Regions from separate parts of the Mus musculus genome. Here regions 1, 2, 3, 5, 6 and 7 are each linked to region 4. Evidence: chromatin loops called from intact Hi-C (ENCODE). Cell type or tissue: heart. All regions are shown on one strand. Region 1 has its middle 13 kb from the start of 1700054K19Rik. Region 2 holds the start of Gm26799 (a long non-coding RNA gene). Region 3 overlaps Ssu2 (ssu-2 homolog (C. elegans)). Region 4 has its middle 45 kb from the start of Gm43868. Region 5 has its middle 4.6 kb from the start of Oxtr. Region 6 has its middle 2.9 kb from the start of 1700054K19Rik. Region 7 overlaps Srgap3 (SLIT-ROBO Rho GTPase activating protein 3).

Region 1 (4,000 bases), 800 kb after region 4:
GAGCCACACCCATCTATGGAGTCATAAAAGAAGACCCAGAAAATGTGGGAAGGTCTGTCTTAGTCTTCCTGATGCTGTCCTGGTCCCCACAACCTTCTGAGGTGGGAGAGCTGGTTTCTCCTGGGACTTCTGAGATTTAGAGGACCGTGGAGCTTGGTCTGAGCCCACCTATCCACTTGCCAATCTCTAGGTAGTTCTGTCACCCTTGAGGGTCCTAGAGCATACACACAGTTGGCTCAATGTTATCCCTGGGTTGTTGAGTGACCCCCAACCCCACCAGTCACCGTAGTCAGAGCTCCAGGCTCCTCTGAGAAGCAGACCTTCATAGCCAACCAGGGGCAGGGAATCCTGAAGAATCTTCTGGCCCAAGGGGCTTATTAGTCCTGAGGACCAAGGGCTGTCGCAACCCTTGCCTGTCACAACCTGTCCGTGAGCAGAAGAGGAATGGAATCTTCAAGTTTTATTCAGAGGGCCTTGATTTGAGAAAGCAGTGGATCAGCACACTCAAACTGTGTTCTCTCATCTCCAGTCTGCAGGCTTTATGGAGACAGAGGAAACAAAGACAGGCAGTGTATTCGGGAACACAGGTTTGCTCCTCTGGTCAAGTGATCAGGCATTGGCATCTATGCCTCATTAGCATTCCCTGTGGTCGTCTCTCATTCTTTGGTTGTCTGGGATGTGGTACTTTCTGGAATACAGTCCACTCGCTGTCAACACTCTGCTCCTAATGTCAACTGGGCTGGAAGATAACTCAGAAACAGCCAGTCATTAACAGGGCTGGGTTAGCGTTCTCCAGAGGAACAGGACAAATAGGTTGGACTCATATTTAATGAATATTTATTAGCTTGGTCTAGGGAGTCTAACCATGACCACTTCACACTGGGACAGGCTGGGAACTCAATATTTGGTCTATGAAGTCCATGAAGAGTCTCCGATGTTCTAATCTGGCCCTGAAGTCCCGAAGGACTCCCGGAGAGCCATTGGTCTTCAGTCTATATTGGAAGCCTGAAGCTGGGTCTGAACATCAGTGAAAGAATGTAGTAGTAACAGCAGCAGGACGGATGGACTCACCAGCAAGAGTGGAAGCAAGCAGGCATAAGCCGGAACCCTTTAGTCTGTCACAGTTGTCTCGATTGCCACTGGAAGGCAGCACCTCAGTTACTATGGGTCTTCTTACTTCAGATAACCTTATGGAGAAAATTCCTTCGTTAACATGCCCAGCAGGGCACCTTTTAGTTCCATACTCAGGTAAATTGACAACCAGGACTAACCCTCATAAGTGTGTGCATGCTACAATGTTAATGGCATGTTGGCAAATTCCTCCCCAACAGGGGCACAAAGAACCAGATCCCTGTCTATCCTTCCACCCCTAGAAATGCATAGACTTTCCAGTTGCTATGCTCTGTGTTACTCTGTTATGCTACATAACATCTCTCCGGTACACTTAGTTTTAAACTCCATCCCATTCTCCCAGAGCTGGGTTCTACCGTGTGGGTGTCCCCTGAGAGGTCTCTGTATAGGTGTGAATCACAGATATGTGCTGCTGTAGCTCTCTTTATGGATATTTCCATGACAGCTGGGCTTTCTCACTTTCCACAAGAGCTGGTGACTGGTCCCAGCGGTTCCCTGGTGGATCCTGTCTGTGGCTCTTTCTGACTTGAAGAGCATGAAGCTAAAGCCTCATTGTTCCCCTGTGACCTGACTCGGAGGCATCACTAGGATGGAAATCATTCTGTCGACATTGGGCTGGGAAATGTATTCCGCACCACTGGACTGATACCAGATGATGCCATAGATGTTTTTATAAACTCTTAGCGAAAAAGTGACAGACCATAAACTGGCTGGTGCCCTTTTAAGAAAATCCCTAACCAACAAGCAGAAAGAAAGAAAGAAAGAAAGAAAGAAAGAAAGAAAGAAAGAAAGAAAGAAAGAAAGAAAGAAAGAAAGAAAGAAAGAAAGGGAAAGAGGGAGGGAGGGAGGGAGGGAGGAAGGGAGAGGGAGGGAGGGAGAGAGAGAGAGAGAGAGAGAGAGAGAGAGAGAGAGAGAGAGAGAGAGAGAGAGCTCTACAAAAAAGAAAAAAATATTATGGGAAGGCAGTACCAGAGTTTCCCCACAATGTAGAGTTTGCTTCCTAAAGACAGGGGATTTGATATAGGCTTTTACAGAATCACATTGCTTCCGGCTTCTCTGGCTTCTCTACTAAAGCTAGCAAACGTTGGCTTGGCAGACTTCAGGAGCTCCGTAGAGTGCATTCATTTTTCCATTGAACACTCAGGAAGTGCTGCCCGAGCCACCCTGGATGAGGGGAATCAGCAGATGTGTCCTCCTGTCTCCTCAGCCTACAGCTGCCAAGTTGTAAGCAGGACACACCCAGTGTCAGAAGCTGTTTCCACGTATAGCGTCTCTCCAGCGCCCTCTACTGTCAAAGCGGCACCGCATCCGCTTCAGACTAGAACGTCACAAGGTGCGGGCAAAGCAGGGTGGATTTGCAATTGGCAGAAAAGACGTATACTACCCAGGGGCAGAGCTTTGTACTGTATTCGGGGCCATTTCTGTAGTATCTCACGGTGCGCTCAGTGGATATAACATTAACGTTAACATGATGATTGAATGAATAGATTTTTTTTTCCCAGTAGCCGGATTAGAGAGCTCAATTTCCTCAGGTTTAAAATTATCTACACAATCCCCAGCGATATTTCTTACTCCCCGAATCCCATCTTTCCACTAAAATTAAACGTAATGGAATTATCCCATTATATCTTCTCAACTCTTATACAACTGATCAATTTGATAAGAATCCATTCAAGAGTAGAGCAATTTGGTGGAAAAAAAATAATTAAAACTGTTAGAATTGATCAGGTGAGCCACTGAATGTGGGTGCTGGGGTAAGTGGGTGTTTTGCATGATAAAGAGCTTATTTATAATATTAAATGAATCAAGCAAATTACTAAATAGTTCCAATGCTGTAAAATTGTCTTACGTACACACAATCTAAGAAATGAAAAGTTCCCGTATTAAGACAGTGGGTCAAACTATCATCTCTACCACAGGGAGTTTTTGTATTGATAGTTTGGTTAGGTGATGAGGGGTGGGGAGAAATGGGAGAAGAAATTTCAAATTTCAGCCCCTTTGATCCTATTTTAAAATAATTATTTATTTTCATCCTTTAAAATTAAAAAAATATAGTGTGTTAGATACTGCTGTGACATTTTCAAACAAAGTGTGCGTTGTGGCTCTCCATTCCCTATGCCTCCACTTGATTTGCCCCCTGACCCCTCAGTATAACCCCTTCCCCAACCCTTCATTCCTCTCTTGTGTCCTTTTACCATCCCCCATCCTTCCTTATCATCTTAATCACCCTTCTCTTGGTCTTCTTTATAAAATTGTAGACTACCTCTGCCCCCAACTTGTTGGCTAGGGTCTACATATGTTCTTTGTGTTTGTGAGTTTGAGTTGAGTTTTTCTCATGAAGACCATGAGTCCACCAAACAATGGGTAGAAGAGAGGGGAACTCACAACCATCTCTCGATACTCATGATCTGAGGCTTTTCAGAACCATTACTTAACACGGCACAGCATCTATATATAGCCTCTGTAATTCTTCCATGTACCTCAGACATCTGTAGATTAATTATACACGTAATGGAGTAAGCATGCTGTGAACCAAACTGAAGTTCCCAGAGAGAAAACCCAAACCTATGCTAAGGATTTACAAGGGCTGATTAGAACATCATGATTATGGAGAGTTGTGATGTTGCAGGTCATCTTGAGATATCATGAATACCTTTAGTAACCTACCTGATGTTCCCACCAACACATTAGGGTAATATCTTGATTTATGACTTTCTTTTGTCCTGTGGGTAGAGAACGTCATGTAACTACTGTGACAGTGGAACATGTTGCTTGGGACAATCTATGGTCTCAGGCCATGCTCACTCACAAGTTCCATATTGGGTTCCATATCTATGGATTTGATCAACTCTATTGAAAATGGTTGAGG
Region 2 (4,000 bases), 300 kb after region 4:
CCTCCTTTGCCTGACCCCTTAAGTCCTGGGCTGTTACCTGCAACTGAGGCTGCACCTTCACCAATGACCTTCCCTGGCCTCTCACAGTGCCAAGCCTCAGCTGCTCTCCATGACCCCTTCATGCCTTCAAAACCAGTACTACCTGGGTGATTCTTACACATTACCAAGTCCAACTGCAGCATGAGGTACAACCTTGGCTATCTCTGGAACACAGCTTCTTTGTGCTCTCAGAAGATACTTGCAAGAATATTTCATTTCAATTATGCTGGTCTCTTCTTAATCACCACTAATTTCTTAGCTCCAGCTAAGCAGCATCAATCATGCCAGTAGGCCCTTCTAGTCTTAACTCTAAAGCCAGAGCAACATGGCTAAAGTTGCTGAGTTCTGCTGCTTGCTGGGGCTAGAACATGGCCCCCTTGTTCTATTGCATTATCACTAGCTTTCTGTTTCCAACTTCTTCAATGCCTAAGCTTGCTGTGCTTGATCAAAACTCTCTTCATGAGAGTAAACCAGAGGACACAGTCTATGCTGGGCTTTTCTGAGACTTCCTTTGTCAATGCAATTGACCGAAATCTCTTTACCTTAGCCTCAGGCCGACTTTTCAGACAAGGGTAGAAAGCAGCAACATTCTTCACCAAAACGTCATTAAGAAAGATCTCCAGAGTTCAAATCACCCTCAGCACCAATGTCTTCCATATTCCTACTGGGATGGCCCATCAAGTCCTACTTAAAGCATTCCATAGCTTTCCAAATTCAAAGCCCCCAAATCCACATCCCTCCAAACAAAACCATGGTCAGGCCCATCACAGCAACACCCCAGTCCCAGGGATTAACTTCCGTCTTAGTTTGAGTTTCCATTGCTGTGAAGACACACCACGCCCAGGGCAACTCTTATAAAGTTCAACATTTAATTGGCCCCGGCTTACAGGTCCAGAAGTTTGGTCCATTATCATCAAGGCCAGAAGCACAGCAGCATCCAGGCAGGCATGGCACTGGAGGAGCTAAGAATTCTACTTCTTGTTTTGAAGGCAAAAAGGAGAAGATTGACTTCAGACAGCTAGGAGGAGGGTCTCATTGCCCACCTCCATGGTGATACACTTCCTGCAACAAAGGCCACATGTACTCCAACAAGGTCACGCCTCCTAATAGCCAAACACATTCAAACCACCACGCCAACTCCAGGCTGGGGTGTTCACTGGCTTCATCTTGTGCAGCCAACCACAGCTGCTGTGCATTCCTAAGTGCAACGGGCCATCCTCTCCAGAAGACTATTTTGCTTCAATCTTCCTTGATCTCTGGCTCTTATATTTTCCCTAGCTCCTCTTCAGGGACCATTTCAGAAGAGGAAACATTTCTAATTTCCCAGAATCTCTGTGTCTAAAACAGATATGGTGATAGTGCCTACCTTAGGGGCTTGTCAGAAACCTCAGGAGGACAGGAGTGGGGCAGGGGCATAGTCCTCCTCCTCTTCCTTTCCCCTCTTCTTTCATTCTTTCTTGGCAAGGTATCACTATGTAGCTGTAGCTAGCCTTGAACTCCCAGAGATCTGCCTGCCTTGCCCTCCTGATGGCTGAGGTTAAGGGTGGACTACACCTTGATTCAATTCTTTTTCCTGAACATACTCAGAGTTCATTAAAGTCATTTAAATGACCAGACAAAATATGAGTGAATTATGGGTTAATGGGGTGCTTGACCAGCTCAGTCTCAGTTTGTATGGTACTTTGTTGCCCCCATGTGGCCACTTGTAAGATGGCAGCCAGCAAACGTCCTAATATTGGTGGAAATTTTCAAAATTTTAAAATAATGCAGGTAGTAGTTTAGTTAATTTGCTATATCTATTACTCAGATTTTAAAATCATGTATGTTGTCTATGTTAGCTTTGCACTTGAATTTAAAATATCTCTGCAATACTAAAAGTCCCTTTAATGCAAATGCTATCTCGGATCAGCTCATTTTACAGATTAGAAAATTGAGGTGTGGAGAGATTCAAATCTGGACACTTTGACAAGGCTAGGAACTCCTATGCACTCCTCCATTCTACATTGAGCCATTGGACTTTAATGCATTCGCTTTCCACTTTCTTTCATACTCCCTTGTCTATGTCATCTCTCCTCCAACCCCAGGGCGTCAGCTCTTCAAGATCAGGGACCATATCTGATTTGTCATCTCGTGTACACAGCTCCTGGAAAGGGTGTCAGGAGGCTGGAAACATTTAGTAAAATGAATGGAGGGGCTGGGTCTTGTGGGGCAGTATAGCTTGGAGCATCAGCACGTGGCAGGTAAAAGCAAGGTCTTTCATAGCCAGACCTTGTCTTAAAAACCACAGGGCTGGGGCCTCGGGTGATAGCTTGGTGTGTTTAAAAGCATTTCCTGCTGTTCCAGAGGACCTGTGGTTGAATCCCAAGCATCTACATGGTTATTCACAGCCATAACTAGATCCACGGATTCAGCACTTTTCTTCTTTTTCTTCTCTTTCTTTTTTCTCTTTCCCTTCCTTCCTTCCTTCCTTCCTTCCTTCCTTCCTTCCTTCCTTCCTTCCTTCCTCCCTCCCTCCCTCCCTCCCTCCCTCCCTCCCTTCCTTCCTTTTCCTTCTTTCTTTCCTCTGCAAATACCAGGTATGCATGTGGTGCACAGACAGACACGTAGGCAAAACATTCAAACATAAAATAGCTGAACCTTAAAAGGAATAAGGGAAGCTGAGAGAGTAGAGGAGCTGAGGATGTAGCTCTGTAGAATGCTTGCTTAGTTAACTCCAGAGCCTGGGTTTGACCCCTAGTACTGCAAATAGACAGACAGACAGACAAATAACAATAAAACCAAAAATAGAAGAAAGAAGGGAAGAAGGGAGAGATAAAGAAGACAGGAAGGAAGGAGGGCAAAATCCCAAACTCTTTAAGAAAGTGAATTAGGATGAGAAGGATGGAGGGAAGAGATGAAGGTGGGATGCAAAGAGGCCTTTGGCAGGAGCTCAGGACCGTGAGACATCCAGGGTGAGCCAAGGACAGGTCCCACTTGGCTGGGAAGACATTGCCCTGATTAGGGTTGTCAGATTTGGCAAATAAAGGCACCAGATGTCCAGGTTAAACCATTAATTTCAGATAATCAGGGAATATTTTTTAAAATATAGGTATGTTATATGTTTGTGACACACTATACTTCTAAATTATTTGCTGTATATCTGAAATTCAAGTTTACTGGGCATCTGTTTTTCATGGAGTCAACCTATCCTGGCTCTTCACTTGGGGCTAAGTATTATGGGAGAGCCTCTGACTCTTGTCTGCTTTTTAAATACAGAACATTTTGTTTTTGCTCCTGAATAAAGAGGCACAAGCTCGTTATTGATCTAAAAGAAGGGCATGTTTCTCAGAGACAGACGGCAGCTTGTCAGGAGACAGGAGAATGGCTCTTGAGGCTTAAGGGAGGGAAAAGGGGAGGCATATTGCCCTGAGCCCATAATGGTCTTTCTAGAACCTGCTTGTTCCCTGGAACTTTCCTCCCTAGGCCCAGAGGTGACATGGCTCCTTGGGTGCTGCTAAAGAGGACAGGAGGAAAACATTTAGCTCAGGAGGAAAAGATGACCTGGGAATGTGAGCTCACTGGTAATTTGCTCATTAATTCCATCTCACTGAGTGGTTGGTGGCAAGAGTTCAGAGATGAATGGCATTGGGGTGTGACCTGGAGGCTCTGCAGAGAAGAGAGTGCCTCCCCAGCCCCACCTCTTTTCTCTCTTTCCTCATTTCCCTCCCTCCTTCCCCCCTCTCTTCCTTTCCTCCCCCTCTCTCTGTCCCTCCCCTATTCTTCCCTCTTTTCTCACACATTTCTCTTTCACTCCCCAGTCATTTGTTAACCTAATTGCCCAGTATCCAAAGAGAACCCTAAAGGAATAACTATGGCAAACTTGCTTTTTTGTTATTGCCGTATCTTTGCACGGCAACCTGCCCCTCCGATGTTCCCAGAACTATCCAGCAGCACCCAACTCAACCTAGAGTTCATGTGAGTA
Region 3 (4,000 bases), 640 kb after region 4:
TGGCGTAGAAACTCAAGAACATTTTATCTAGAAGGAAGTAGCTTCAGACAAACACTCAGAGAGAGAGAGAGACAGAGAGAGAGACAGAGAGAGACAGACACAGAGAGAGACAGAGACACAGAGAGGGGAAACAGCAGTTGAGCAGGAGAGACTCTCTCTCTCTCTCTCTCTCTCTCTCTCTCTCTCACACACACACACACACACACACACACACACACACACACACACACACACACTTGCTAAGTTTGCTTTCTAGGTCTGGGCCCCCTGTGCATGGAGTGGTCTGTAGTATCTACTTGAATTATAGACAGGTGCATACAGATTGAATCAAATAGATTCTGTGGATGGAGGCATCCTTTTTTTTTTTTTTTTAACTGACCTTGAACCTTCAGGTCTAGGAGTCCAGATAAACACAGCTAGGTCAGGGTCAGAATCCTTCTGAGGTCTCGCTGTCCCCAGGACAGTTCTATGAATCAGGAAAACCGACTGTGTCTGAATCTATCCGAATTCACCACAAGGCGTTCCTGCAAGCTTTTTTTTTCTTTTTTGCTTGTTTGTGCTGTTTTGAGAGAATTGAGCTCTTGGAGAGGCATGGAGAGCCTGGATGAGGGGGTCTGTGGATGGCTGACAGCTTCTTTTCAGTCTATCTGGAACAGAGAGACCTGAGACATCCACATGTGGATCTCTTTATCAGGGCCCCCGTTGGATGCGTTCCTTGTTTCCACACGTTCAGTCCACTCCACACATCATCTGCAGAACTGAATCCTCTAGCTAACGTTAAAGAGGACTGGTTTGGGGATCAGGAAGCCCATGCTAACTTTTATGATCAAATGTAATTGCTGAGCTTTTGGCCACATTAGTTTCTATCTCATGATCAGAAAGACAAGAATTTGAGGATGTGAGACACCATAGTGTGGCCTTCTGACTATGCACCCTGCTGTGACTTTGTACCTCTCTACTTACCTGCTTTGTCCTTGGTGGTACCCCATAACTCTTGGCACTGGTGGGGAGTTGAGGCCACTGTGTTTGTGGTGCTGATGTATATTCAGGCTCTTCGATGTTGTCTTAGTCACGGAGGCGTGTGAGGTCAGGACTTGTTGTGGATGGCTCTGTGCTGCTTGTATTTTATGTTAATTCTGCTCTCCCGAGAGAGGTTGTTTGGAATGAGAAATGAGTCACGTGCTCTCGTGGCTTCTTGTGAACCAATCCTCTAATGAATAAAGGAGCCAATCACTGGGTGAGAAGGCGGGACTTCCCGGTTGGACAGAGGAAGAGAGGAGTCCAGAGAGAGTTAGGTCCTTTTGGAACGGGGACAGCAGAGGGTTAAGATGTAGCTGCTAGAATTTCCCCGGTATCATGGTGGATCTGCAAGGATTTGCCACCAGAGCAGTCAGATTTTAATAAGTCTCACAAGAGTAGGCTTTAGTTGTTGTGCTCAGAGATTGAGTTACCATTGTTTCTGAACTAAGTTTGTGTTGTGTTTTCCTTCATGCGGCGGCTCGTCTGGGTTCAAGAGAGAAAGGTACATCGGCAAAACGTGGATTTGCCAGATGTGCATCACAAAGGCAGTGGGGGATTTGAAGAATGGGTTGGCGTAGTAGTAACCAACCAGAGGGAACTTAGGTGGGTTTTGGAGTTCTGAGTCAGAGTCTCCACGAGATAAAAACAGATTGGCCATTGCCTGCCAGTGCATGATTGGCCAGGCCACCAAGGCAGAGGCACAAGCATGGGAAAGGCTGGTTCGATTTTTAGTATTTCCTGCAACAAGGTCTGAAGGGAGAGGTCAGATATTCAGGTTCATGAGCTGGAGCCTAAACTGGTGTCTAGGCACAGACTGAAGTTTCCAAAAGTCTATTCAGATGCTAGGACCTCTTGGTGCTAGCAACAACCAGTTTTTCATTATGTGGTTATGCTGCCCCCTGGTGGATCTTATTTCTAGATATTTGTGGTAACAGTGGTTAAAATTCTGTAGTTGGCCAGTGTCCTCAGGGGATTCATTTATTTGCAATTAGAGCAGGAAATTAGCCAAAATAGTTGAGCTTTTAAACATATATTTTTAAAACGTGCTTTTGTCAGTTTCACACCTGTGTGCAGTGTAACTTTGACCACATATATCCACTCCAAGTCCCCCTCCCAATCCTTGCACCCCTCCCACTTTCACATCCTCTCTTCTGTGTGTGTGTGTGTCTGTTGCTGACTTTGTTGGATTGGTTTTGTGTAGGTAACAATAGCTTTTGTGAGTTCAAGTGTAATGGCCTTGTCCTGTCCAGGAGACAGCGCTTCATTCCAGGCTGACCTTGAACTTGTACTGCCTCTGGATCGTCAGCATATCCTGCCAGTTTGCAGCACCACAACTGGCTTTGTTGGGTATTAAAATAACATCTGTCAGCTTGTTGTGGCTTTGTGTGACTGTAACAAAATACTGGAGGCAACTAACTTTTGAAAAAAAATTAGATTTATTTAATTTTAAGTATGAAGGTTCAAGGCTGGGTGGGAGGTTAGTGTTGCCCTGATTTGACATACACAGAGGGAGTAGATTTATGGCTTCAAAGTGAGCAGAAGGAGGGAGAAAACAAATCCCTTCAGGGACACCCTTCCAATGACTGGAGAACTTCCCATTAAGGTCAACCTCCTAAAGTTCCTACAACCTCCTTGTAACAATGCCCTGTGAGCCAAACCTTTGGTACTGGTTTTGTGGGACAACAACACATGATTAGGTCTCAGTTCTGGCTTCCCATGGCTGGACCTCTTCAAACCTCAGTTTTTCCTTTCTCTATCCTCCCTCCCTCCCTTCCTCCTTCTTCCCTTCCTTCCTAAACATTAACATACATGCCTAGAATAACTATTAATAATTTTCACTCTATTAGTATGTCTCATGCCCTTCCCTCTTCTAAGGAAGCCACTTTCCCCTCCTGCAGTTATGGTCATGTCTGTTTTGTGCGTGTGACCTACTGAATTTAGTTAGTGGAAGCCTGAGCTTGAGTGGAGCCTATTGACTGGCAACATACCCATGGCAATACCATTGGAAAAATGAGCTCTCTTCTTCCAGCAACTAGCAGCTATCAATAACTATTAATAGTCCCCCAGGGAAGGACACTGGGACCTCCCTGGCCAACAGCATTTAGGGAGGTATTTTCACTTAGGAACCCATGGCTGCCCTCCTCCTCCTCCTCCTCCTCCTCCTCCTCCTCCTCCTCCTCCTCCTCCTCCTCCTCCTCCTCCTCCTCCTCCTCCTCCTCCTCCTCCTCTTCTTCTTCTTCTTCTTCTTCTTCTTCTTCTTCTTCTTCTTCTTCTTCTTCTTCTTCTTCTGTTTTTCGAGACAGGGTTTCTCTGTGTAGCCCTGGCTGTCCTGGAACTCACTTTGTAGGCCAGGCTGGCCTCGAACTCAGAAATCCGCCTGCCTCTGCCTCCCAAGTGCTGGGATTAAAGGCGTGTGCTACCATGCCCGGTCAAACCCATGACTTCTAAGAGAAGTATTGTCCACCCACACAGAGCACCCCTATTCAAATTATTATCTTTATTTTCAAAATACAGTTTAGATTACCATATAAAATAATATGTTTTCAATTTTTTCATGCATCCTTATGTGTGGGTTACTTCCCCTCCTCTCCCCTTCCATTTACTTTTCCACTGGTGTTTTCTAGCCCTCTTCCTTCATATCATATATGTCCTTTTAGCAAACCTCAGTTTCTTTGTCTATGAAATATGAAATTGCTTTATTCTAGATGCCCTATGATGCCTATCACCTTTTTATTTTTTATTTATTTATTTTTTGCATGGAGGAAGGTGAGGAAAGCAGGAGATCTCACACAGGACCTCAAGATTGGGACTTCAGAAAGCAGAACGCTTTGGATAAGCTGTGAGGCCACAGCTTTGTCCATCAGGGGGCAGCAGATGCTCACACATGAACCCTGCCCAGCACTTGTTTTCTTATCCCAGCAGGTAAACATGCAAGCTTCCTGCATCCACACTTTCCCCAGGTGCCACGTGCGTGCGGCTG
Region 4 (4,000 bases):
ATCATAGTCCACCATAGAGGAAAGCCAGGGTAAGTGCAGAAGCCAAAGCCTGGAGGCAAGAACCGAAGAAGAGGCCACGGAGTAGTGCTGCTTACTGGCTTGCTCCCCATGGCTTGTTCAGCCTGCTTTCTTATGCAGCCCAGGACCACCTGGCCAGGGACAGCACCTGTGGCCTGGGCCCTCCGCATCAACCATCTGTCAAGATGGAGGCAATGTGACAGAGGCTGTTCTTCAGTTGACATTCTCTCTTCCCAGATGACTCAAGCTTATGTCAGTTGACAAAACAGAAACAAACAAACAAAAAAATCCCTAACCAGCACATACCCTATTTGGGATGGGCAGTCATTTGGTCATGCAATAGGGCTTAGCAGCAGGCTAGCACGGAGTGAGGGCTCAGTGAAGGGCATCTGTGCCTGTTGTCAGCTTTACTGTCTTAATTGACCTTGTGCCAGGGGGGCTGGTGAAGAGCCGCATCTGTGAGGCGTCATTAGTTTGTTTAGGCTGGAGGCTGCCTCTGAATCTCCACATCCTTAGATGTCCCTTGAGGAACTAGGGGCTAATCTGTGTGGGTACCAGGAACAAGAGGAAGGACTGGGGGAAAGACAGATGAATTAGAGGCCTCTTCTGAATAAATATCTGTTTAGCAGCCATTGCTCCGCTCCTTGTTGGGCTCTGGTTATCAGGAGATCAGGACACAGGTGTTGTTAAGGAGCTGAGATGTCAAAAGGAAAGATGGGGCAGATAGTCTTCGAGCAGAGCCCTCATGAGGGATGCAGATGCTTGGGGCAGAATCACCCCGGGCATAGCCATTTTGACAGTTCTTTCCGTAGAGCAAGTCAGCTCTTCTGGCTTCTAGATGCGTCCATATTGTATGTCAATCTTACAAAGGGCTTAGTCATGTCTCTGCCTCTTTCCAAATGGATAGTTTCCTCAGCATGAAGACTGACTCCCCAGTCCCTTGGTCAGGTGCACCTCTAAACATCAGCCAATGCTCAGCACCCAGCACCTTGTGTAGTCGGCTTTCCAGAGCGGCCACAGATACTGGAGACAACAAACCTGTCAAAAGGAACCGTGTATTTTAGCCCATAGATTGGAAATCTCAGTCTGTGAATGGTTGGTCCCCTTACTTCTGAACCCGTGGTGTGGCACATTATAGTGGCAACACACAGTGTAGAAGAGAGCCCTTCACGTCAGGTGCAGATAAACGAAGAGACCAGAGTCCCATAATTCCCTCAGGTCTTGCCTTTCCCTATTACCTAAAGCTTCCCCCTAGGGCTCCACATCTTGAAGTTCTACCTCCTCCTAGCAACACCTAGCAACACCTTGGCCCAGGAACCAACTGTTTAACACATGAGCCTTTGAAGGACATTTAAGATTCAAACGCAGCACATTTACAGTTCCCTAACTGTGAGAACAACCTCTCTCTCCTGCAGTGGTCATACGGCTTTAGTAAATGCATGTTTATCAAGTGTAATTCGCATTACACGTGTTAGTGTGGACTTTTCAAGTCGGCAGAGTCTTAGGCGCTGACGCAGTGAGTGCTGTACTCTTCTGGTTCCTCCTCCACTCACGTGGTTCCTTGGGGGAGGGGCTAAATGAAGTCATAAGAATAAATTATTCTGGACAAGGTTAATCATGTAATCAGCAGCATTCAGTATCGTTTAAGTTACTCAGGATGGGTGAGTTCTTAAGACCTATACAACATCACGCCGGAGTCAGTGCCGCCCTGCCTGAATATAGGAAAGTCTCATGCTGTGTGCTTACTACTAAAAACAAGCATGACGCACTCCTTTAATCCCAGCACTTAGGAGACAGAGGCAGGAGGATCTCTATGAGTTCGAGGTCAGCCTAGTCTACAGAGTAAATTCCAGGACAGCCAGAAACCCTGCCTTGAAAAACTAAAATGAACAAACAAACAAACAAACAAACAGCTAGGCATAATGGTGCATGACTTTAATCCCAGCACGCGGGAGGCTGAGGTCAGAGGACCTCTTGTGAGTTTGAGGACAGCCTAGCCTTTATACCCAGCCAGAGATATAAAGTGAGCCCCTGTCTCAAAATAACAACAAGAATATCCATCCAAACCCTAAGTAAACAAAAGTTAAGGGAAAATAAGTAACTTAACAGCATTTCCAGAACAAAGGATCGCCACTTATTCTTTGCATTCTTCACAACTCATTGCCATTTTGAAACAGCGTGGTTAAGAGAATGTGTGTGGGTAAAGGAGTTAACAATTGCAGGCATTATCATCATCGCTAGCTTCCGATGTCCTTGTAAGTTCTGAAATTCAGAGACTAGAAGCGGCTTCCTTGGGTTACAATGATCTGGTCAGAGCAGCCACCAGTAATGTTCTCAGAGTGCCTCACCAGGTGGCGCTCTTTTACCGGGATAGGTTCTGACCAACTCCCTCCTCCCACTTCCCAGCATGCAGTAGCCTCTTCCCCACCAGTTCAGCCCAGCCTTGTAGAGCTAGCTGGGATATTGTGTCTAAGCCTTGTTTCAGACAGGGAGAAATAAAATTTTGAGAAAGTATGTCTCTGGGCTCAGAGACCCTACGTCACCAGGTGGAGTCCGGGTTTATTCAATTCTGAGCCTCATCTGCCTCCCAGTGCTTCTCTTATTCGGCTCTCTGCAGACGCTTCTAGATCTTGCCTTGCAGGCTTCCCTCACAGTGGATCCTGGTGGGCAGAGCTAGTGCTCCTCTCCTAGGCATTTGTCACTTTCTGCTATTACGGGTGGAGAAGGTATTTGGGAACAAGAAAGGGAACAGGCTCTTTTTATTTCTTCCCCTTCCGGAGGCATTCAGGGGCAGTGTATGTGCAGCTAGGGGAAGGGACCTGGAACCAAACCGTCTTTGTCATGACTCTTCCCCTTTTCACAGCAGGATAACAGGCTGTGAGTAAACTTGTGTCTCATTATTCCATCCATAAAGTTGGGGCAGTAAAATATCCCATGGGAGCCGCCATAGACGAAGCACTCACTGCAGTCGGGTGCTTATGGTGAGCATCATGGTTCACCAGCATCCTACCTGGACAGAAAAACTTCTGGGAGGATGCCGGGCTGCCCATACTGGCCCTCACCTGTGTCTTCCTGCTACAGCATCCTTTTATGACACCTGTCACATATTTCAGTGATGCTGTGTGTTAAGTCTAGGCTCTCATACTCGCAATGGACCTGCAGCCCAACCCAGGGAAGTGGGTACTTAGCATGTTCCCATCACATGGAGGAGGCTCAGATATGACAAAGTCATCTCTCCAGGTCACTGCCTAGCGACAGGAGGGTGCCTCACAGTCAGGCCTGTCTGATTAAGCTGTAAGATTCAAGCTGTTTACTTCTGCATTCTACTGCTCTTTTGAAACTGGCAATAACAGTAAGCAGGACCCCTCACAGTGTGGGCATCATCCGGACTGCCGAACCCACATCCCAGGACCACCCATCTGTAGAGTGATGGTTCTTAACCCTTTAAAATAATCTATCTATCTATCTATCTATCTATCTATCTATCTATCTATCTATTAGCAGGATTTTCATCCTAGCACTGGGTAGGCTGAAACTCTATTTAGACCAGGCTGGCATTGAGCTCACAGAAATCCATTTGCCTCTTCTTCCTTAGTGCTGGGATTAAAGGCAGGTGCTACCACACTAGGCTAGATTTATTTCTGTTGTTTTTATGACATGCATGTGTCTGTGTGGATATATGTCCCCTGTGTTGGGGTGCTTGAGGAAGGCGGAGAGGGTGTTGGGTCCCCTTGGGGCTGGAGTTTTGTGTGCTGGGAGCCTGGTGAGGGTGTTGTTAAGCAAACTTTGAACCTCTGGAAGAGCAGCAGGTGCTCTTAACCTGGGGGACAAAGATGTAGAGGTCACTCATGTTTTTCTGCCCCTCTCCCCAAGGTCCTTTGGGTGACAAATACAAGGATTCTTAGATTATATTTAGCCCCACAACCTTCAAGGGTCACCTGCCCCCATCTCGTTTTTTTTTTTTTTTTTTTTGTGCAGCCTC
Region 5 (4,000 bases), 510 kb after region 4:
GTGCCTTCCCATCTTTGAACTCCTGTTTCCTCCTCTGGAGAGCAGACATCATAACCCCAAGCATCCTGCAGCTCACGAGGCCCTCAGCCAGGTCTACACTGCTCTCACCTCTCCAAGCCTCTCCTCCTCCAAGGATAAACAGATTCCAAAGATCTTGATTCACAATAAACCTTTTCTTCTCTGAAAGAACAGCCTGACTTTACTCTAAGCTTTCTGATTCCCCAAGGAAGACTTTCTTCTCTGCTTCTTCTCTGCTGCCTTAGACTAAGTCGCCATTGTCCAGCTAGAAAGGGCACACTTCTGAAGCCACTCGTTAGCAGGATGTGCACTGTTATAGCCAATGTGAAGCCTCCTGTTTTACCTCAGCTATTGTTCCCCTTGTTCGAATATGAATGGCATACTTTCTTACAAGGAGGACTCTTTCAGCTCTGTGCCTGGAATCAAGTTTCCGGGAAGCAAGGACCTGGCCCCAGTGGTGGATTTATTGAAGGATGTTCTCGGGAACCCATCAGTCATTTTCTGGCCACATTTTTATTGATAGGCACAGATGATGGGGAAAGTAATGGATGTCTGCACAAAGAACAGGGAGCTGGGAACACAAGGAGGCACTCATCAGCAGAATGGAGCATTCATGGTATAAAGAGAATCTGTGAGCCTCACCTGCTGAGCCTCAGAAACTGGAGTCTTCTCTGAGGGCCTGGGTGGCAGGGAAGGCCCCCACCCCCGAAGTGAGGGCTTGGTGGACCCAGCACAGCAATTAGGTTAGAAGGAGCTACAGGCTCAGTATACCTCCAGCCCATATACTTTGTCTCATTGAACTGAAAAGACACCTGGCTTCACTGGCAATAAAGATGGAGGCTAATTTCACGAGAATTTTCACAGGGCACTCCAGAAGTGGGGACTGTCAGCATGGGAAAAGGACTTAAGTCACACAGGAATGTGGTCAGAAAATGACTGGTTCCCGAGAACATCCTTCAATAAATCAAGTACTGGGGCCAGGCCCTTGCTTCCTGGAAACCTGATTCCAGGCACAGAGCTGAAGGAGGCCTCCTTGTAAAACACTCCTCCAACACACTAACTCTTGCTTGCTTGCACTGCCTCAGAAGGTCAACATTGTCTTAGAACAGTTCATTGAACCGGTCATTCATGCGAAAGGTGGTTAAACCCACAGAGTAATGCTTATCACTGTGAGTTCACAGTTTTCTCTAATACAAAAGCATGCTTTTCTTTCTTTCTTTTTTTTTTTTTTTTACCCTCCAAGGAACACTGGAACGAAAACACAGGGTGAAGAGTCCAAAATGATTCCGGCTGGGAGAATAATTCAAGTTATAGCTCCAAGCTGGCACCGGAACACAACCAACCCCTGAATGTCCCAGGCCAGGCCAGTCCACATGTCCTGCTGTCCCTGGTCTCTTGCTGGCAGTAGCAAATGAAGGAGGCCAAGGGCGAGGCTGTCAGCAGCAGGAAGATTGTGGCCAAGTGTTCAGCACCATCAGGCCTGAGTGCATTACTGACCCCTCCTGGAGGCAGGAGCCCAAGCAGAGATGATTTCAGGGAGAGAAGGGACTGGAGGCAGTGGCCACTCATTTCCTCACTGACTGCAGAGAGACGAAATGTTCCGGAACTGGAAAACTACCAAGCTACTAAACCCCACGACCCGTTCCCGGGGGGGATGCCGCAGGGGTCATTCTTCAGGCAGATTGTCTGCCCCAGGTGGTGATCCTGCTCTCAACAGAGCGGAACAGCCGTGGGAAATGCTTATTTCTCTTCCATTTCCTCTCCCACCACTCCATATTTAATAAGTGCACAGAGAGGTCCCATCCCGCTGTGTCCTGGGCCTTTTGAAGCACCAGTGTATGCAATGCCCACCTTGCTCAGCCACGGAGGCGGTGGGGAGGTGTGCACAAAAGCAACAGTGGGATTTCTTGTGTGACATTTCCTTTGGGGTCTCAGTTGGCTGGACCATGGTTGGACGCCAAACATTATTCTGTGGGAGTGAGAGTGTGGGGCTTTGTTTTGTTTTGTTTTTGGATAAAATTAACATTTAAATTGAATTATTATTATTATTATTATTATTATTATTATTATTATCATTATTATTATTTTAGTGGTGTGGCTTGCCCGATTGCCCCATAGTAGGAATGGGCTCCATCAAACCGCTTGGAGGTCCTATGCCAACCCAAGAATGTCCTCCCCGATCAAGGAATTTTGCAGTAAATGCATTTGCCTTGAATGCAGCAGCATGTCTGCCCTTGGGTCCTGATATCTGGGGCTTGCCAGCCTCGACAACACAAAAGCCAATTTCTTAACTAAATAAGTTTCTTTGCACACGTGGGTCTTACTTTATAAAAAAAAAAACCGAAATAAAACAAAAACCAACCAACCAACCAACCAACAAACAGGGTTTTACCACGTTGCTTTGGTTGACTAGTCTGGCCTTGAACTCCAAGAGACCTACCTGCTTATGCCTCCCAAGTTCTGGGATTAAAGAATGTGTACACCCAAGCCCAATTGATGTGTGTGTGCATGTGTGTGTGTGCGCGCACACACACACACACGCATGCAGGTACCCTTGTAGGCCAAAAGAGGGTGTTAGATCTCCTGGCACTGAAGTTATAGAAGGTTGTAAGCACTCCATCGTGGATGGAGATCATTGAGGAGCTGAAGCTGTAGGAGTAGCAAGCACTCTCAACCACCGAGGCCTCTCAAGCCCTGCTTTAGCCGATTCTGGTTAATAAACTTTCCAGTCTCACCATACTCCACACACACACACACACACACATCACATCACACACGGGCATAACTTCTGTCCCGGGCCACCAGAGTCTTGATGCCAGGCTCTCCTGTCCATCTTCTCTGTGGTTGTCCTCCGTCCATGCCACCACCTGTCGCTCAGCCTCAGCTCCTCTCGCACCATCAGTTGTGGGCTTTTATCATGTGATTACTGCACACCAATAAGCTTTGCTCCTGGAGCTCCTGGCTCAGTCTCTATCAGACTTTGTTTTTGGTGAGCCAAAGAGCGGGTGGCAGAAAAAAGAACTACATTTCCTGTCGTTTTCAGTGTCACTCAGGCTAAATTTACAAATCGAGCACCATCATGGAAAATGCTTCCAGTGTTTGGGGAACACACCTTTGGGACCCTTCAGCATCCTGTGTGTTGTGTAATGGAAGTTGACAACACTTCATCACATCCACGTGGGATCACCAATGCCCACCCCACTCCACTGGCATTTCAGGGAAGGACTCCTGTCATCTTTGATCCCAGGACAATGACTTCCTTGGTGAAACTACCTCCTGCGATCTCTCTAGGACCAAGTGCTTTGCCCACCTTTTGTTAGAATGCATCCTCACTACACTGAAATAGAAAGGCGTCTTTCTCTCTGGCTAGGATTCAAGGATGCCAGTGTGTGCCTTCTCCTTCCCCAGGGACCTTCAGAGGAGGTCACTAGGCAAGCAGAGCCTCTCTTCTTTGCCTGCTTTCCACACATACTGAGAGATTAAACCAGGAGGCTGTGAGTGTCTGACTGACTCTGTTGTTCAGATGCAGGCCAAGTTAGAGAACTTGGGTTTTGCCTGGGCTGAGTGGTCCTTACGAAATCCACAAGGATCACTTGCTACACAAGACTACACAGGTCAGGGCCTGTAGGGAAGGGGAGCCAGTGCTGGCGAGGTGGCTGACTAACGTGGCCCAGATAGCCGCTCTCCTCAAAGGGGAAGAGCAGGCTGCCTTCCGCAAGCCCAACATTCATTTTCCCAGATGTCCTACTCATGAGCTCACGAGGCTGATCCTTCCTCATCCAGCCACAGGGTGGAACAGGGATATTGGACCCACTGGAATAACGCCACACTCGTTGCACTTTAGAAAGAAAGGAGGGCCAAGAAGACGGCCTAGTGGGCAAAGCGAGTTAGTAAGGTGAGGACCCAAGTTTCAATCCCCAGAGACTAGGTAAAAGCCAAGCCTGTTAGCATCTTCCTGTCATTCCAGTGCGCCTGTGACTAG
Region 6 (4,000 bases), 790 kb after region 4:
ATGTCGCAGTTTCCCAGAGCACTAGGATCCCCAAATCCTGTGGGATTTCCATATCCCTGTGCCCAGGTCTCAGCTGTCACCATTCTGGTTGCTCGGCAGTCATTTCTCTAAGTGGCCTTGAATTAATCTTTTAAATGCCATGATGTGACTTTTCATGTCACTTCTCCTGGACTCTCTTCTGCACTCCGCCAGCTATCTCTGGGATGGAGCTCAAGTCTGTATCATAAGGTCTTCTCTGTTACAGGAGCAGGGTCAGAACAAGCATTGGCCTCACATCCTGGCCATTTTGGGGTCTCCCCAAGAGTGTTTGCCTGCACGAGTGAGGATACTAGAGGTAGGATCCTGCTGTCACTTTACACCACTGCTGTTCTTCCTCTCCCTGCACCTCAGTGGGCAAGTGTGGCCCTAGCTAGACATTCCATGTCTTTCCGTGTTTTCTTTGTACCCTCATTTTTGCTTACTTCCTGGATCAGACAAAACACACAGAACATATCATACAGAGCATAGATGACTGACCAAGGCAAGTATTCCACCCAAGTCTAGTGCAGTGAAACGGTGGGTTTATTGTGGTTACTTCAGGAACAAGGGTGCGTTACTTCCATGAATGATGAAGACAGCAGTTAAGGACTCCAAAAAGCTGCATCCTTAAAGGTCCCTTCCCAACTTGGAGGCAGCTCCATGGAAGATAGGAGAGTCTCCTCTGCCCCAGTAATCATTTACAGCCTGTATATTCTTGGGAAGTGGGGGCAGTCTTGTAAATCTCAGAATTTTCCGAATTTCCCAAGTCCTGAGTTTGATGAGTTGCCTTTATTTTAAACCACATTCAGTTTTATTTTGTGTGTCACCTGCTTGTCTTTATTTGGACCATGGGTAGGCAGTGCCTACTGGTGGCCAGAAGAGGACACCAGAATCCCAGAGACTGGAGTTACTGACAGTGTGAGCAGGCGTGTCGGTCCTGGGAACTGAACCCAGGTCCTTTGCAAGAGCAGTCAGTGCTCTGAACCGATAAGCCATCTCTCCAGCCCATGTTCATCATCATCTTGAGCCTTGCAAGCTGCATTAGGTCATCACGTCTCATGGGCCTCCCCCATCACCCTCTAGGCAGAAATGTTTCAATTTAGAAGAGATAACTACACCACAGAGTCATGCTATCCAGTGGGAAATGACATTGAAAGATAAAACCCACTGATGAAAACTACAGGTACAACTCCTCCAATAGAGCGATGCAAGTAAGAGTAATCAATGACGATCCGAAGTTTACCCATGGAATCTGAAATGACTCCTTTAATGAGATGTCTGTGCTCCCAAGTCCATTGGTGCACTGGTCTCACAAAGGCAAGAAATGGGAGCAGCAGAGGTATTCACTTGGCACACAATGGGCAGAGCAAATGTGCCACACCTGCATGATGGATTACTGCCTAACCTTGGAAAGAAGGGAGTTCAGTCATTCGTTGAGAATATTAAAGTAACTGGGCAACATCACGCCAGTGATATGAGTCAGGCACAGTAGACACAGTGTGTTCTCACTTCTGTCTGGAATTTAAAGCAACTCAACTTAGAAGCAGAGGGTAGAGTAGTGGCTGCAGAAGTCGGGGTCCTAAGAAGATGGCAGGGGCCGGGCGGGGGGTGGGGGGGGGGGTAACAGTCAAAAAGACTCTTGGGAATGAAGAGATGGCTCAGTGGTTAAGAGCACTTGCTGCTCTTGCAGAGGACCCGAGTTCATTTCCCAGTACCCACATAGCAGTTCACTACAGTTCTAGGGAATCCCCTGTTAATATCTTTTGCTTCTTGGGGAAGTAGCATTTTTCCTCCACTAGCTGTTAGAATCTGCTCTTGTAAAATTGATGGTTAGGATAATGGGATGTAGGGATGAAAAGAGATGCTTGTATTTGTTATGGTGACTTGTGGGCTTGGTGGCCCAGTGGCTTTCAGTCATATCTCTGGGATATGTGTCATGATGTAGGTGCGAGTAATATGGACTCAATCCAAGGTTGGCCACTTTCTACCTGCATGGCACTGAGCAAGAAACAGTCTTTCACATCTCTGGATTAGCTGTAAAGCTGGGGTAGCAATTGTGCCGTCCTAGGGAGATACTGAAGATACAGGTGCTTGTATACCAGAGTTGCATTTGAACAGCCAACCCCGTGACTGGAACCCATCATCTCCTAAGTGCTTCTTTTTGATATCCTTTTTTAGCATTAAATACAAAATACTTTTGATTTAGTGACATCCAAACAGCCATCTCTGCTTGGGCTAGAGTCACTTGTACGTACCGTAGTTTAAAGACTCTTCCAGAGCTCAGTACAGAAATTCTTTAGCATCAAGGTTAACCTGGCCTGCTCTCTTGGAATACAGCATGGTTTGTGTTTGGTGCCATCTAGTGGTTATATGAGATAGTGGATGACAAAGCCCCAGTTCTGTTTCTGTCTCCTTTCCTCTACCCCGTCCCAGGTACCGTCTTCTGAATTTGAACAGCCACCACACGACTGGAGCCCACCATATCCTAACTGATTCTTATTAATGTCCTCTTTTAGCATTAAATACAAAAGAGCCATAAATGAGGGAAAACATGACCACTCCTTTCCTGAATTTACAGATAGGTAATAATTTTTAGAGATTGGTAAGAATTTTTCAAATTTTAACACAGGCAACTGAATATGTGACCAACTAACATAATGGATGTCATTCTGTGACTAATTTCAGAGCATTTTGCAAGATAGACAGCCACATAATTGAACCAAAACAATGGTGGAGTGTGTGTGTGTATGTGTGTTATATGTATATGTATGTGTGTGGTGTATGTGTATATGTAGTGTGTGTGTGTGTATGTTTACCAGATGTCAGCATCAGGAATTGCCCCCTTGGGAGCCATCATCTTACATTTTTGAGATGGTGTTTCTCATTGGCTCAGAGCTCTCCAAGCAAGCCAGACTGGCTTAGGTGAGGAGGTTCCTGTGTGAAACAGACGCTTTGTAAGGGAACAAAATGGCCGATTCCAAACAGACTGTTCCTTCCCGAAGCTGACACTGATTGAAGACTTACACTGTGCCAGCCATCAAACATGGCTCCCCTCTGCTCAGAAGAGTTCTCACAGGTTGTTCAACCTGCAGGATTGCCCTTAACATGCTTGAAGGATGGCAGTTGGGATTCCTTGTCGTGGTTTGTTTGGCCTTGAATCCAGATATGCCTTGATTTTGATCTTGGCAAAATGGCAAATGTCCTGTAAAATGTCCACAGGCTTGGGTCTCTTCCTAATGTCTACTGCATAGGACTCTTAGATCATCACAGCACCGATCAATCAGTGCTATCAATAACATCGAGGGCTCTGCTCAGGATGCTCATTCATGATTTTAACCTGGCAAGCTTTGTTTCCAAGGAAACTAGGAAGTTCCAGGCAGCAGTGGATGGTAGTTACCATGCACGCAGGCTGTAAGCACATCTAGGGTTAGTGGGGTCCTGCATCTGCTCTGCCACAGGACTCGCGATACTCAGGGAGGCAGGAAGCCAGAGTTTTGACCGCGCTTACCCCACGCCATTGCTGCGAGGGTGTTGGGCTATGGGGAAGGGGTGGGGGAGCACAACAAGGTGGGTGCTGGACAACTGGAGCTGACTCGGGGATTCCTGGGTGTGCAGGGAGGCCGGAACCATCTGAGTCTCAGATTTTTGGACACCCAGTCACTGCTGGGAGCCGCGGAAGAGCTGAGAACGGAGTGGGGGGCCGTGGGCTGGACCTGGCTCGGGGCTGAGGGGCATAAAGGAGAGAAGCTCCTGATGACCCTGCAGGAATGAATCCTTGACTTGACAGCAGCGGTCTTGGGCTGGGCTGGGCTTGGCTTGGCTGGCAGGAAGCACAGAGAGGCCTTCTATGGGAGTCAGCTATGTAGGTAAAGGCCATGGCTCTCCGCGGTGGATTCCGATGAAAGGAGGCAGTCCATGGTTTTAAGGCGGGGAGCGGACGTGTAAAACTGTACCCTACATCTCAGGGCGGGCCTGAGGTTAA
Region 7 (4,000 bases), 220 kb after region 4:
CTTTGCATGGTGGAAAAAGCATAGTAAGAGGGACCTACAATCCTGTGCTCATTAGACTCCCACAGTGGGGTCGGACATCTTGGCTTTGAACCTTGACTCCAGCAATGCTAGTGTTTTGACCTCAAGGAAGATGACTGAAGTGTTTTTAGGTCCTCCCTATAAATCAGAGTTCACAGGTGCCTTTTCATGGTTTTTGTTTTTTGTTTGGTTTGTTTTGGTTTGTTTTTTTTTGTTTTTTTGTTTGTTTGTTTGTTTGTTATTAATGAGAAATACTGTGGTGGATGTGGGTGCTTAGATCAAGGTTCATCATGTAGGAGGTGCTCAGTAAGCCTTATGTGACATTGCTGTTTAAACTGATGTCCCACTGTCTCCAAGAGTGTACTAAGGATGGCTTGAAATGCTCCTTCAATGGATGCAGATGATAGAAAGATGCTTGTAAACTTTGAAGTACCAGGCAAGCTTAAATACAACTTTACATGTCCTGAACTGGAACATCAAGTAGACTCTTGTAGGCTATTGAACTAAATTCTTACCCTACTGAAGTCTGTGTTTCAGGTCCAGTTGGTTCTGGGTATCTGTCTGTTTTGCACCTGTGGAAATATTCAGAAAGAAAAGTCTACACTGAGCATGAACAGACTTTCTTCTTACAATTATTCTCAGTAACTACTACATACTCAGTAATCTACTTACATAACATTTGCATTCCATTAAATATTGTACGTGACCTAGAGAGGACTTAAAGCCTACAGAAGGACACACTTAGGCTTTGTGCAGTTGTGGTACTGTTTATATAAGAGACTTGAACATTTGCAGATTTTGGCATCCATGAGGCAGACTGAGAACCAGCCCTTCATGAATACCAAAGGATAACTGTAATTAAATAAAGGCAACAATTGAGGGTTCCGGCATAAATCAACTCATTTCTGAGAGGCCTCTAAATACACTCTTCAGTGGCAGCTGTCTGCCATGTCACCATGTGCAGTTGGGTTCCCTGTTATCTTTGGGACCAGCCATCAATGGGATCATAGACAGTTGAGCCCCAGGTTCTCGGGTTTTATTCTTCATGCATGGGAGTTTTAGAACAGCCCAGGAAGGATCCTGGGAAGTTTGGCTTGTAGGGCATAGGAGGAGCATTGTGTGGCTCAAGGGTGTGTGTGTGAAAAATTGAGGTAATGGCAGGGGGTGGGTGGGGTGGGAGGAAGAAACCGAGGCAGGTGGAAAACATGGGAAGCGGAACACCCATCTGGGATGCTGCCCTGGTGCAGTTAGACAGATGCACATGTGGATGGCTGAGCAGAAGATCCAGCATGGCGTTTCTCAACCTTTCCAGTACTGTGACCCGTTAATACAGTTCCTCGTGTTGTGGTGGCCCCCCACCATCAAATTATTTTCATTGATACTTCATAACTGTAATTTTGACACTGTTATTATTATGCAAATACATGATATGTAATAGGTGGTCCCTGTGAAAAGATTGTACCCAAAGGGTTTGACACCCAGGGATTGAGAACCATTGATCTAGACACATGTAGAAATGCTTCTCCCACCCCAATGCATTACCCAGTGAGGATGATAGGTTGATGCTGAGATAAACAGACTTGGAAAGCTGAAGTAGAAAAGTTGATGTAGCAATCTTCACTGAACCCAGGAGGTGTGTGTGTGTGTGTGTGTGTGTGTGTGTGTGTGTGTGTAGATACAAGCAGCAGAAGCTGAATGCCTCTGAGCAGAGAGGGATCGTGGAGCATCTGAAGGGACAACTGCAGTAGGTGCTACCAACTCTTGACTATCTTCAATGCTTGCTGTGAACCACAGCCTAAAGACCCTGGGAACAACAGGACCTTGTCGCTCACCTGGAAGGCTGCACTCATTCCTTCTGGCCACTAGATGTCAAACACGTACCACTGACAATATTTTCTGGGCTGTGGGGTTTACAAAGAGTGTCCTGGAACTGGCATACTGGAGTGGATGAGATCAGTGAGAAGTGGGTTCTCAAAGCCCTGGGGGAAACTACTAAAGTGAGCCCTGTCGGGTGGGCTGCAGAGGAGTCTCCATCAAGATCTGAGAGGAAGCGCTGGCTACGTGTCTCATTCATAGGATGCTTTGTAAGCTTGGAAAGGTTTCAGGATGCAACTTCAGGCTCAGAATTCCCCCTGTTATAATCATATCCTGTTTTGTAATAGAAGCTGAGCAGCAGAGTGCAATTTGCTTTGTTGGAATTCTTTGTATAGCTAAGGTTGAATGTATTCCAGGGACCGCAGAGTATCTATTAGGTTATGTAACAGGGCCGTGTGCAAAGCCCATTTTAGGGCTTTTCCATTGACTTCAGGGTGGAGATAAGGAAGAAGGATACACGGATCACGTCTGGCAGGACTAGAGAGGATGGCCAGCAAGAGCCTGGCTTACCATATCACTTGTAGGTTGTCGTGGCTCTTCTTAATTTTTTGTTTATTAGCTCATGCTTGACACTTAGTAGGGCCTCAGTGATGTGATGATGATAATGATGATGAGGGTGATAATGATGTCACTCACGATAAAGCTGTTTCACCTGAGGAGCATCTTCATTTCCAGCCCTAAGGGACTCTGTGCAGAAGTAAAGAGGCTAAGGTGAATGTGTAATGGGAAAGCAAGAGTTCTGTGGCCCTTGGGGTGGGGCCAGGGACCACAGAATGTACCGTGCTGAGCCATAATGGCCTATTGGTTTCTTGTACGCATTGTCCTCAGGTCATGAAAACCTACCACATGTACCATGCAGAGAGCATCAGTGCAGAAAGCAAGCTGAAGGAGGCTGAGAAGCAGGAGGAGAAACAGTTTAACAAGTCAGGAGAGCTAAGCATGAACCTGCTCCGGCACGAGGACAGACCCCAGCGCCGCAGCTCCGTGAAGAAGATTGAGAAGATGAAGGAGAAGGTGAGTGAGAGGAATGGGGCAAAGCACGGAGAGGAGAGCGGTGCTCTCAGCCGCTCCTCCTTCGCATGAAGGATGAAGGAGCCTGGCCTGGTTCCATTTGTGTGGCTGGGATAAAACATCCTGACAAAAAGCAACTTAGTGGAGAAAGAGTTACTTTAACTCACACTTACAGTCTACGACAGCAGAGATATCCAGGGAGCAGGTCCTGAAAACGGTTTCTCATATCACATCCACAATCAAGGGCAGAGAGGATGGAACACATGTGCTCACACAATTGCTCGCTTATGCTAAGCTAGCTTGATTCACTTAACAAAGTTCAGGACCCAGCCAATGAGGTGGTGTCACCACATTCAGGGTGGGTCTTCCCATCTCACGTCACTCAGTTAAGACAATCTCCTCTAGGCGTGTCCAGAATCCAACCCAATGTAGACAGTTCCTCATTGACACTCTCTTCCTGGGCAATTCTGGGTTGTCAGGTTAACATTTAAAGCCGTCACAAGTCTGTTGTGAAATTGCCATTGCTGTGTCAAAGACCATAGCTTCAGAATCACTGTGTATGGGTGCTGCAAGGCTTTTTGTAGGCATGGTGGAGGGAGCTCAAGATTTGGAGCCTGGGGTTTATTCGTTTGTTTACTTGCGTACATTGTATGCAAGTGTATGCACAATCGTATGCAGATGTGGTCCTCACCGTCTTGTGTCTATGTAGAGACCAGAGGGTGACATCAAATACCTTCCTCTATTGCACTCTGCCTTCCTGTTTGAGACAGGGTCTGTCTCTGAACCTGTAGTTCATTGGCTAGACTGGCTGTCCATCAAGCCCCCAGGAGTCTCCTGTCTCTGCCCCTCCGCCAGCTCTGGGGTTACAGACCTACATTTAGTTTCCACATGGATGTCAGGGATCCAAACAGGTCTTTATGCACACACAGCCACCACTTCACCCACTGAGCCCTCTCTGCCACCTCTGAGCTGGGGTTTTAAATGCTACATTAACACTGATCCCTGAGTTTCAGTTGTTAAATCTGATAAATACGTCTCATTGCTCATGTTGGCTCTGATAAATTGATAACGGCTGCCCAGGATGCTCTATTGAGGA

Evidence for each region. Hi-C counts contacts between places; a loop is a spot of excess contacts. Peaks named below come from ENCODE experiments on the same cell type or tissue, not always from the same donor. Only the 100,000 strongest peaks of a DNase experiment are listed, where the experiment ranks them.
Region 1: it touches region 4 in a loop (4-fold over the local background); 3 of 42 quality-filtered maps call a loop at or near these places.
Region 2: it touches region 4 in a loop (8-fold over the local background); 34 of 42 quality-filtered maps call a loop at or near these places.
Region 3: a loop joins it to region 4, with 13 times the contacts of the local background. A loop is called at or near these places in 3 of 42 quality-filtered maps.
Region 5: it touches region 4 in a loop (8-fold over the local background); 11 of 42 quality-filtered maps call a loop at or near these places.
Region 6: a loop joins it to region 4, with 7 times the contacts of the local background. A loop is called at or near these places in 5 of 42 quality-filtered maps.
Region 7: it touches region 4 in a loop (2.0-fold over the local background); 3 of 42 quality-filtered maps call a loop at or near these places.

The regions. Positions count from the first base shown.
Region 1 is chr6:112,196,084-112,200,083 of GRCm38, reverse strand. No RefSeq gene overlaps it. Among named protein-coding and RNA genes, the nearest start is that of 1700054K19Rik, 13 kb to the left of the region's middle. In heart, a CTCF peak has its summit at 2,418 (motif pointing left); a DNase peak (open chromatin) is centred at 2,383; H3K4me3 peaks cover 319 bases.
Region 2 is chr6:112,698,305-112,702,304 of GRCm38, reverse strand. Gm35824 (a long non-coding RNA gene) reads right to left here. Exons shown (of 2, transcript XR_377964.4): 2 at 3,818-3,935. Gm26799 (a long non-coding RNA gene) reads right to left here and starts at 2,525. Exons shown (of 2, transcript XR_869361.2): 1 at 1-2,525. In heart, a CTCF peak has its summit at 1,736 (motif pointing left); a DNase peak (open chromatin) is centred at 1,704; H3K27me3 peaks cover 1,140 bases.
Region 3 is chr6:112,362,687-112,366,686 of GRCm38, reverse strand. All of the region lies in intron 11 of Ssu2 (ssu-2 homolog (C. elegans)), which reads left to right. Among named protein-coding and RNA genes, the nearest start is that of Ssu2, 23 kb to the left of the region's middle. In heart, CTCF peaks have their summits at 1,916 (motif pointing left) and 3,878 (motif pointing right); a DNase peak (open chromatin) is centred at 1,236.
Region 4 is chr6:112,999,488-113,003,487 of GRCm38, reverse strand. No RefSeq gene overlaps it. Among named protein-coding and RNA genes, the nearest start is that of Gm43868, 45 kb to the left of the region's middle. In heart, a CTCF peak has its summit at 2,363 (motif pointing right); a DNase peak (open chromatin) is centred at 2,397; H3K27ac peaks cover 279 bases.
Region 5 is chr6:112,492,451-112,496,450 of GRCm38, reverse strand. No RefSeq gene overlaps it. Among named protein-coding and RNA genes, the nearest start is that of Oxtr, 4.6 kb to the right of the region's middle. In heart, a CTCF peak has its summit at 1,536 (motif pointing left); a DNase peak (open chromatin) is centred at 1,490; H3K27ac peaks cover 284 bases; H3K27me3 peaks cover 1,495 bases.
Region 6 is chr6:112,205,816-112,209,815 of GRCm38, reverse strand. No RefSeq gene overlaps it. Among named protein-coding and RNA genes, the nearest start is that of 1700054K19Rik, 2.9 kb to the left of the region's middle. In heart, CTCF peaks have their summits at 905 (motif pointing right) and 2,381 (motif pointing left); no DNase peak of the experiment used is centred here.
Region 7 is chr6:112,779,780-112,783,779 of GRCm38, reverse strand. Srgap3 (SLIT-ROBO Rho GTPase activating protein 3) reads left to right here. Exons shown (of 22, transcript NM_080448.4): 5 at 2,722-2,907. Among named protein-coding and RNA genes, the nearest start is that of Gm26799, 82 kb to the right of the region's middle. In heart, a CTCF peak has its summit at 1,880 (motif pointing right); a DNase peak (open chromatin) is centred at 2,209.